Linked DNA regions of Homo sapiens: region 2 is linked to region 1. The links are chromatin loops, found by intact Hi-C in ENCODE. Cell type or tissue: mammary epithelial cell. All regions are shown on one strand. Each heading gives the region's core, and the rest is flanking DNA. Links, peaks and the distances in the headings are about the cores only. Region 1 overlaps LINC01090 (long intergenic non-protein coding RNA 1090). Region 2 overlaps LINC01090 (long intergenic non-protein coding RNA 1090).

What was found. A loop is a pair of places that touch in the nucleus more often than their neighbours do. Peaks named below come from ENCODE experiments on the same cell type or tissue, not always from the same donor. Only the 100,000 strongest peaks of a DNase experiment are listed, where the experiment ranks them.
Region 2: it touches region 1 in a loop (2.7-fold over the local background); 1 of 110 quality-filtered maps calls a loop at or near these places.

What each region holds. Positions count from the first base shown.
Region 1 is chr2:188,196,705-188,202,096 of GRCh38, reverse strand. The region is part of intron 1 of LINC01090 (long intergenic non-protein coding RNA 1090); the gene reads left to right. Among named protein-coding and RNA genes, the nearest start is that of LINC01090, 88 kb to the left of the region's middle. In mammary epithelial cell, for the core only: no CTCF peak of the experiment used is centred there; a DNase peak (open chromatin) is centred at 2,086; H3K27ac peaks cover 1,641 bases.
Region 2 is chr2:188,140,708-188,146,099 of GRCh38, reverse strand. All of the region lies in intron 2 of LINC01090 (long intergenic non-protein coding RNA 1090), which reads left to right. Among named protein-coding and RNA genes, the nearest start is that of LINC01090, 140 kb to the left of the region's middle. In mammary epithelial cell, for the core only: no CTCF peak of the experiment used is centred there; a DNase peak (open chromatin) is centred at 3,269; H3K27ac peaks cover 1,997 bases.

The sequences.
Region 1 (5,392 bases), core at 79-5,078:
AACAATTATACATACAATAGCTCAAATAAAGTCAGCCTACATTTCTTCAGAAGCAGTGGGTAGGAATGACCCAGAATTATTCATTGTTGATACTTTCGTTTATATCATATTGCTGTCCTTGATTCAAACTTGAAAGCAGTTTAGGATACTATTTTCGCCCACAGTGGCAAATGCCTCTGATTTCTGCTAAGTGATTCTCTGATCAAATCAGTGTGAGTAGAGTCAATTTAGCTGGGTTAATGGGATTTGGCTTCTCAGGATAAGTAGCTATTTCAGTGCCTATGCACATTTATCTTCTTTCACAGTGGTTAACAGGCCCCTAATAGAATGACAGATTTCCAGGGGTCACCCTATAAAAATATTTGGATTTCTTAACAAAAAAAAAATGTTATATAGGTAAATTGATAGTAATTCATTAGTATAACATGCTTAATAAATTATAAGTGTTTAAAAACTTATGGAGAGCTTCCTTTAGGTGAATATTATTTAAAGCAATAGTATATAAATATGAGTTCTTAAAATATTAATAATCACGTAGGGAAGTTAGGCCCATTGAATCTATTTGTGAAGTAAAGTTTCAGTGAGAGTGTTTAGGAAAATAAAATAAGTGAAATAAGATTTGGAATACAGTAGTCTCCCCTTATCCATGGTTTATCTTTCCACAGTCCAAAAATATTACAGTAATTTGAGACATCATATTTATACAACTTTTATTACCGTATATTATTATAATTGTTCTATTTTATTGTTAGTGATTGTTTTAATCTCTTACCGTGCCTAACTTATGAATTAAACTTTATCATAGATATGTAAGTAGAGACATATCTCAGAGATATTGTGAGTTTGGTTCGAAAGTATCACAATAAAGCAAATAGAGTAATATAGTGAGTCACACCTTTTTTTGGTGAAGTAGTCTCCTTCTGGATGACTTTCAGGTAGTCTCTTTCTGTCTCTTTGTCTCAGACTTAAAAATACTTTTACTTTGCTTTTTGGCATGAATCGCTTAATCAGTCTTCCTGTTACTCTGAACTTTTGCTTTTTTCCAACTCTGCCTCATTATTTTATTCATTAATTTCACCTTTACAGACTTCCTGCTATCTGTTAGCTTTGCTCCAAGCATTGGAATTCTAGAGATACAAGGCAGTCACTGGCTTCATGGAGATCTTCTTGTCTTAATTTCACTGTAATATTTAATTCAAGTCAATTAAGTAAAAATTTACTAGCATTTCCTATGTTTTAATCATCCTGAGGAAAAGAAAGATGGAGAACTGTCTCCGATCTTAAGAAATTCATAATCAGATTAGAGAGAGCAATATTTACAAACATAGGAAAGTGTATTAAATGTTGAGATAAATGTTTTTTTAACTTGTTATGGGAGTTTTGAGAAAAGATCTGATTTTATACCATTGAGAACAAGGTAGAGAAAGAGGAAGGCTTATTACTACATTTGACATAAATGGTTCATTTCCTCAATGTGTGCACATCCAAAAGAGACCCATTGCCTTGTTGTCGTTTTACTGGTGTAATTTCCCCTGAGAAATTTAACTAAAGTTTTCATTTTTTATATTTCTTTATAGTTGGAAGGCCTAGCAGTCCTAGATGAAAGACAGTGGTGATATATGTTGAGGAGTGAAGGAAGTTGGAGAAATGGGCACCTGGGGAAGAAGCATTAAGTGTTGATTAATTTAGTCCAACAAATGTATTGAACACAAACTATGCCAAGCACTGTTGTAGGTTTTGCACATGCAGCAGTACACGAAGCAAACCAAAATCTACCCTAATGGAAGTTGTATTCCTAGTGAATAGGATACTTAAGAAATAAATAAATATGCAAAAAGCATAGTATGCCAAATGATGAGGGCTATACAAATATATAAAAGATTTTAAAAATATTTTTATATCTCACAGAAAAGAGAGGGGGATTTTTAGAGTAGACCTACTTTACATAGAATAGTTAAGAAAGTCCTCACTTACAGGGTGACGTTTGCACAGAAACTTGACCATGGCAAGGGAGTGAGCTGTGAGAGTATCTGGAGGAAGAACATCACAACTGAGAAGTACAATGCCCCTGAGGTACAAGAGACAACAAGGAGGTATTCCAGGGTACAGTGATCAAGGAAAAGAGAATTTTAAAAATGAGATTTACAGAGAGAGCAGAGAGTCAAATCTTGTAATAACAGAAATGACTGTGGGCTGTTCAAAGAGTAGGGAGAGAGAATAACTATGGTTAATAGGGAATGAGTCATTAACTCGTGGTCAACATACCGAAGATCCACATGCAAGTTTAGGTAGCAGACCAGGAATTCACCCTTTCCAAGGACAGGAATTCAGTCTAGGGAATGTTTAATCTGATTTTCCTATTTTTAGAAAGTAAAATGGGCAGAAAGGACTTGAATTTGGAGTCGAGAAGTTTGTTTCTTGTTTCTGCTCTGCCCCTAACTAGCTATCTAGGGCTAATAAATTTTAAATCTCTGGGTTTCCTTTTTGTTTCTCCTTTGAAATGAAGAGATGTTTTCTATATGTTATGTAAGCTTTAAATATTCAATTCAAGGCTAAGTGGTGAGTCCAACCTAGTGCTACAAATACTTACTATTTTTAGAGGGCCCAGAAAGCCAGGTTTATTCTTATTTTTTAAACTTTTGGGGAATCCTATAAAATAACAGTTTTTTCTGTTCATTTCTTTGTTTCTGAGAGAAGGCCTATTCCTCTGGCTAGTTTTCCAGCTTGACTTCTGAGCTCAACAAGGTAGAAGACAGAACAGTGAATCTGGAGGCATTCTCTGAGATCTTTGCACACAACGGTTCATCATCCTCTGTAAAGGGCATATGCACATAATTTCTGCGGGCAAAAGCTTAACTTTTTAAATAGAAAACAAATAAATAGTTACTTAATTTCTCCATTTTAACATATTAATATAGTTTATGATCTACATTTCAGAATATTTTATTTTTTTAGATAGGATCTTGCTATGTTGCCCAGGCTTGAGTGCAGTGGCTCTTCATAGGCACAATCATAGCTCACTGCAGCCTGAACTCCTGTGCTCAAGTGATCCTCCCACCTCTGCCTCCCAAGTAGCTGGCCTACAGGAGTGTGTTGCCACTCTTGACTACATTTCAGAAATTTAGAAACCATGTTCACATATGAGTTAATGTATAGCTTGGTCTGGGTTTTCAATGTTAAGTTCAAGAAGGACTTTTTTCTTTCTTATTTTCAACTACAATTTTATGCATAATTTATCACTGAATAATCTAAGTCCTGAAGTAAAAATATTATATTATGTAGATGACTCATAAGATAGAAGATACTGCTCTAATTTTACTTAGTTATCCTTTTTGACCTATGAAAACTGGATTATTCTCAAGGCCTTATTGATGCCATTGTGGTCATAGGTTCCAGTGCCTGAGATTCAACCAATGAGTTAAATACCTAAGCTACAATGACATCCTTTTAAAGGGGCCACAATGTAAGGCAGAAAATACAATATCAATTACTTATTGAAACTCACCATCTTGATAGCAAAAGAATCCCAGAGCATACCTCTTGCTGACCCTGAGGGTGAAGGACAGCATTGAGGAAGCATCTAGAAGGGTGAAGAGTGAACATACTGACTATCACTTCAACACCTCATTGAAGAGTCAGTGTTGGTAGGTTGGTTTTTCCACCAGATCATACTAGAGTTATTCTTTCCTTCCCCTTTAAAAATTTCTATACCACTGTGAAAGGAAAATATCTTGGGCCCCCAAAAATCACTAAGGAAGACTCAAGCTGGAAACTGCTTAGGGCAAACCTGCTTCCCATTCTATTCAAAGTTATCCCTCTGCTCACTGAGACAGATCATATTTGATTGCCTCCATTGGAAAGGCTAATCAGAAACTCAAAAGAATGCAATCATTATATCTCACCTATCTAAGTGACCTAGAAGCTCCCTCCTTGGAATCTTCAAGTCTTCCTGCCTTTGCTTCAAGTTGTCCTGCCTTTCCGGACCAAACCAATGTACTGCTTACATATATTGATTGATGTCTCATGTCTTCCTAAAATGCATAAAACCAATCTGTACCCCAACCACCTCGGGCAAATTTTGTTAGGACTTCCTAAGGCTGTGTCACAGGCAAGTCCTCAACCTCGACAAAATAAACTTTCTAAATTAACTGAGACCTGTCTCAGATTTTCTGGGTTCACATCACTATCTAGAAACCCTTCTTTACATAATACAGCTTCTTGAAACTAAAAAATTAATATATACATTAGCTTTTGCTAATAAGAAATAAGTGAATGGAAAATAAAGAGAATATGTGGATGATATGATTAGCCTTTGTGTCCCTACTCAAATTTCATCTTGAATTGTAATCCCCATAATCCCCACGTGTCAAGGGAGAGACCAGGTAGGAGTAATTGAATCATGGGGGTGGTTTCCCCCATGCTGTTCTCCTGATAGTGAATGAGTTCTCATGAGATGTGATGGTTTTATAAGGGGCTCTTCCCCCTTTGCTCAGCTCTTCTCCTTCTTGCCGCCTTGTGAAGAAGGTGCCTTGTTTCCTCTTCACCTTCCAAAATGATTTTAAGTTTCCTGAGGTCTCCCCAGCCATGCTGAACTATGAGTCAGTTAAACCTATTTCCTTTATAAATTACCCAGTCTTGGGCAGTTCTTCATAGCAGTGTGAAAACAAACTAATATAGTGGATGAAAATATGAGATACAAATTGGCAATATTTGTTGATTGATTAAAAATGAAAGATCCAGGGAAGAGGGAAATTAGCAATGATGCCAGATATAAGTGGCTTAGAAGGTGTAGGTGACAATAAATTGAAAATTGAGGAAAAAGCTACTTAGGGAATAAGAGAATATTACAGCAATGCTCTAATTCAAGGAAGAACAAAGCAATGCTAAGTTAAACTTAAAATAATTTTTTTTAAGAATTAAGAGTTATTCAAATAAATGTTTAGTGGTCAATCTTTTTATGTCTTTAATGAATTATTTGATTTTTTTTTTGTAGTGAGACTTAGCTGTATCAGTTTTCATAGTTAGCATAAATGTAATTGCTTCTAAACTGGGTGAAGCATGCATGAGCACTTTGGTCTGATTTGGGTAACTATAGCCTAGGAACAAAAGGTGAAGCCTTGGTAAGAAAAAAGCTAATAAGAAGGCAAGAAGCAGAACACAGGGAATAAAAAATATTGTCTTCAGTTTGAATGCAACATTGCATCATTTGTTGCTTATTTTGTACTCTGTTCTGCCTGTTGAACAGTTACCAAATTTATTCTGTCTTTGTTCCCTTGGTAATCTAAGGGATTGTGTCATTTGACATTGCTCCAGTAACAGTGATTTCTGGAAGTGGATATATCATTTGTAAAGAATCTGGAAGCTATGCAATGGAAGATATTACAAAAGGTAT
Region 2 (5,392 bases), core at 165-5,164, 56 kb after region 1:
CCTTCAGGAAAGAATGTGGCCCTGCTGACACCTTCATTGTAGCCAAGTGAGACTGCTGATAGACTTCTGAAATGCAGAACTGTAAGATAACACATCTGTCGCTTTTAAACCTGATAAATTTCTGGTAATTTGTCATGGCAGCAATAGAAATTGAATATATTCATGTAACCACCTTTGACTTCTTTACCTCTGTCTGATTTATTCTTCAGATATCTAATAATTTGCTTTAAAGCACTTTCTTCAATTCATTTTTCAGGTAGCCTTGCCTCAGTGAGACCCTCCCTAGCCATTGTGTCTAAAGTTGTAACCCCTTCACTTCCACCCCAAACAGTTTCTAGGCTGATATTCTGTTTTATTTGTCTCTTTAGCACTAATCTCTATTCCTAATATATGATGTATTTACTTTATTAATTTTGTTTACTGCCTGTCTCCACTTCTAGAAGGTAGCTCCATGAGAGTAGCATTTTCATCCCTTTTTTTCTTCACAACTTTACCTCCAGCATGTAGACATGAGTCTACTATGTTGTATTCTTAAACTATGTTTAATGAATAAATGAGTGTAAAGTAGATGTAGCTGCTTTTTCATGAGACAAGCCATACTTATATACTCATTTACTTATAGTTTTTGTCAGTCTCTTCTGGGGTGTTAGATTCATAAGTGCATAATAATTTGTCGTCTTCTCAGCTACAAGTGTCTCAAATGAGAATTACTTTAAAATACCAGAGGAAGAGACTCTTTAAAATGCTAATATTCTCTTTATAAAAATACAAACATGCACAACCATTGGAATATAGTTTTCAGATAATTCATGGACACGCTGAAGCCCATTCTTAAGATCCATACTGGTGTATCTATTAGAAACATATAATTCCTACCATAGTGAACATTGTAAATGCGTGGCATCACTTTTGAGAACTTGAAAATAAAATCCTTATTACAACTGATAATTGAACACAGGGTTAAATGAATATTAATAGATCTGTGAGACATGGAAAGCCCTCTTTTCACAAACATAAAGAAATGTATGTGTGCATTGACCAAGGAAATAAGAGAATCATTTTTGCCTTATATGAATGCTAAAACCATTTTAATAGTTTTTCTTTTCCTGATGGTAGTTTAATAAAGCTTTCTTTTTATAAATTAACACTTATCTCTGTACTTTTTTCACTTACTAAATAAATTGAAATGCATAAAATGTTATAGAAAATATACTCACTTGAAAATGTCATTATTGTCTAATTATGAAATAAAATTGAAAAATATTTTGTAACTTCCAGCAGTAATTAAAATTTTTGCTACATATCAGACAACAGACAGACCAATGGCACCTACAACTTTATCAAATTTTAAAAGCTCAATAGAAAAGTCTGTGAAATATGTAAATTTGCTTAGATTTGCTTCCTTACAGACAAAAATTCATAGGACAACAGTAATTTGAATGTAAGAAAAATGGTAAAAATTAATTTATCCACAGTTATTATTTAATTCTTACTAAAGTCAATTAAAAGAGTCACAATTCCCTCACTGAACGATATTTGCTATCTGTTTAAACATATGAGAAGAGATACTAATGCATACACAAAGTGCAGTTTACAGCTATCCCTGAAGATATCTTAGTAAAAAGACTCTTGGCTGCATATATCCAATAGTTATTAATTCTACTATTGTTACCCACATTAGCCAGACATTATAGTGCCTTCTCTCTGACATGACACTGTGTCAGGCACTTTACATATATAAAGTGAATATTATTAGTCCCCATTTTACAGATCAGAAACTGGAGCTTATTTAGTTTTAAAAATGTGTCCAAATTTATATAGCTGGGAGTGGTAGAGCTGAGATTTAAGAGCTACTGTCCTTACCACTCTCTTATTGCCAGGACCTCCTGGTTATTTCCACAGATGACTTCTATTGTTTTTCTCCTTAGTTGATCTTGTTATAATGGACTTTGTCTTCTAAACTGCTTTTCTTAGATTACATTTTTCCCATTTGGTATTAATCAGACATAAACCAGAGCCAATCAAGGCTTCTGATGAGCATGACTTCAAGGGTGCTGATATGTTATCATTGGTTACAATCCAAAAGATTTGATATTGTAATCATTGTGTGTGTGCAGTGTTTTTTAGGACAAGTATACCTTCCCTTGGGCTTTTCCAAATAATGGAGCCTGAGAGTCCCCACTACTTTCATGGCCCCCTTGATGTGTAGAAACCTCAGGCTTGTAATACCCAAACTATCACAAATGCTAAATGTAATCAATGTTGCTTTTATGCTATGGATTTGGAGTCTAAGAGACAAAAACCTCCCACCCAACTGTTACAACCCTGTCCAACCCTCAAGTTATTATTTCTGTGCTTGCCATGTATCAGACCCTGGGCTAAATATTAGGACTATAATAATCAGCACATGAGATCCCTGTTATCAGGACGCTTAAACACAAATGTGGGTGAGAGTCTCAAATCAAATATGACACAAAATATACAATTGTACATACTTATGTACCATTAAGGAACGATCTCAGACAGTAGACAATATAGGTACCTACCCTAATCTGTCAGTTCAGCTAAGTCTTCCCTAAACAGGATAAGTTAACTGAGGGTGCAGGGAAATCCAGGAGAGGGACTGGCAGTCTCAAGTTCTGAGGCTGGAGCAGACTTTGACATCTGAGAAAGTGAAAAAAGAGCAGCATAGCTAAAATACAGAAAGCAAAGGGGAAAGTGGCATAAGATGAAGTAAGAGAGGTCAGAAGGGCCTTATAGGCTAGTTTAAGATAAATCTAATTTAAAGCAAGAGCAATAGAAAGCCACAGAATGGTTTTACACAGGGCAATGACCTAATCATATTTGCATTTTTATAAAAACACCATTTCCTTGTCTTTGAAAATGTGGTGTGTTTTTTTTTTTTCCGAGTAGATAAAAAGAGAATTTGACCAAAAACATTTGATCGAACACAACCCAGTCACTTTAAGACAAAGGAGAGTATTGGTTAGTGAGTATTAATCACTCCTACCATTGGTTGGTTCAAAATGAATTTCAACTTTTAACATTCCAGAAAAATGTGAATAAACATGTCCTTGTAAATTTGCATAATTACAAGTATATTCCAAGTATCATGAGAGAATTTCTAATTTAAGTACAATGCCATCTATGTTTGGTACTGCATTTCTGAGTAGGATGTTTTTTGCACATTTCCCATAATGAATTTCAGAGCTTTGGTTGAGATCTTGTTCTCGTATTGTTTTCCAGTCATATGATAACATCACTGAAAGTTTTACTCATCAGGAAAATATGTTGCACTATTTGAAGAGGCAGAGGGACAAGGATAGACATGAACATATCCTGATGCAATCATTAATTTTTCTTTCAAGAAACCCTTGTTTAATATTGAATATGTATCAACAGGGTGAGATGAAAAAAGAATAGTTCTTCCTCTTTCTCTTTCTCCTTATACTCTTGTTTTTCTTATTCAGAAAGGAAAGGACAAACATGGTTCCTTAGAAGAAACTGTAATTTTATTCCAAAACATTTCATATCATCTAAAATTGTGAAAACTATCACCAGAAGCAAGAAATACTTGGTAGATTTTGCCAGTCTAATGAATTAATTCACTGTGAAGTTTATGGTTATATTAATTTTATGTATGAAAAAAAGGAGGTTTGAAGATCATTAATTAGTGCATAATTCAAAAGAGGAAAGGTTGTAGGGCCAGTGCTCACCCCTTATGAGTATCTACTGAAAAGCTGTGTGCCTAACAAAAGCTTGAGTGTCAAGGGACTCCAGGTGAAGACAGTCTCAGGTGAGTCCAGACAAGTAATTCTCAGCCCTGGATGCATATTAGAGTCATCAGGAAGTTTTATAACATACCAGCAGTGGGGATGGTCAATATATAAGCTTCTCTGGGTTTGACCAAGAGAATCACTAACTTTAAGACTCTCCCCATACTTCCAAAAATGCAGTTAGATTTGAGAATCCCTGGTTCAGACAAGGATTCTTTATTTTAATTCAATCTTCCTCTACCTTCATCACCTCACTTTTCCAATTGTTTTATTTCCTGTAGTCATTATTTCCTTTAAAGCTAAACCTTACAGAAGTTTTGGACAAAGAAACAAAGGAGAGAGAACAATTCGTTGGATGCTGAGTGCTATTATTTACAATTCTTTTTCAAAAGCTTTATTAAAGTATAACTAATATACAAAAAATGCAAATATTTACTGTACACATTTGGATTTCACCTTTTTTTGTTGTTCAACCTATTGTCACTAGACTTGCCATCTCACCCTGGATTACTGAAACTTTCTTCCAGTTTCTTTATTTCTCTCATTAATATTATATATTAACTATGCAGTTATATTCAAGTAGACTTTTACCTGCCAGTGTACTGGTAAAAAAAAAAAAAAACAGCATGGTTTAAATTTGTGTACTGCAACTGCTTCTCTGCTTTCAAAACCTGTCCTTATATATTTTATACTGTCACTATTGCCCCAGTGTCACAGACTCAGCTCCAACCTTCCTGCTCATTCTTATCATGGAGGATTTCCTTTTATGCTTCCTTCCCTGTTGCCTTGATGGGCCTATCATCCTCATTTGCCTTTCTCTTTCTAAAACCCCTCTCAATTCCTATCTTCTCTATGAAGCTGCTATTATTGCAGCCCACACTGACTGCTTCCTTTTTGGAGGTACTAATTTTGTGTATTACATCACAAGAATTAGAACTTTATTGTTTTCTAATAGTTTTATAAATATTGGGCCCTTCATACTTTGTTTTATACTTTTTGACAGCAGAAATCAAGTTGTATATTTTTAAGTTATGTCCTCCACATCTTCTTTGAACTTCCAAACTCCATAAATACTTAATGCTAATAAATATAATCCATGCCCTTTTGTAATGCATCGTACTTATTCATGTAACTTTTTCTGGAGTCCTAAAATCTTCCTTAGGGATACTTCTGTGTTTGTCTCATTCTTGCATACTTCTAAGGGTATTTTCATTATACTATATTGTAATGGTCTATTTGTCCACTTCCTATATCTGCTAGATTGTGTGCTTTTTGTGGACGGAAGAAATGTCTTATGTGTTCCCTGTCACTTTAATGAGTTGCTTTTCTTATGTCCTTGCAATGATTCACGTATGCATTCCTCTATATACCTTCATCATCTTCTACGTCTTCCATCACAACACTTAATATAAATACAACTTTAACATCTCTTTCACACAATACATTGTAACACAATGCTTCTCAACCAAGGATGTTTTTGAACCCTGGGGGACATTTGGTAAAGCCTGGAGACATGTTTTGTAGTCAAAACTGAGATTCTATTGTCATCTAATGAGTAGAAACCAGGGATGCTGCTAAGTGTTCTTTAATGCACAGGACAGAGCCTCCCCATTACA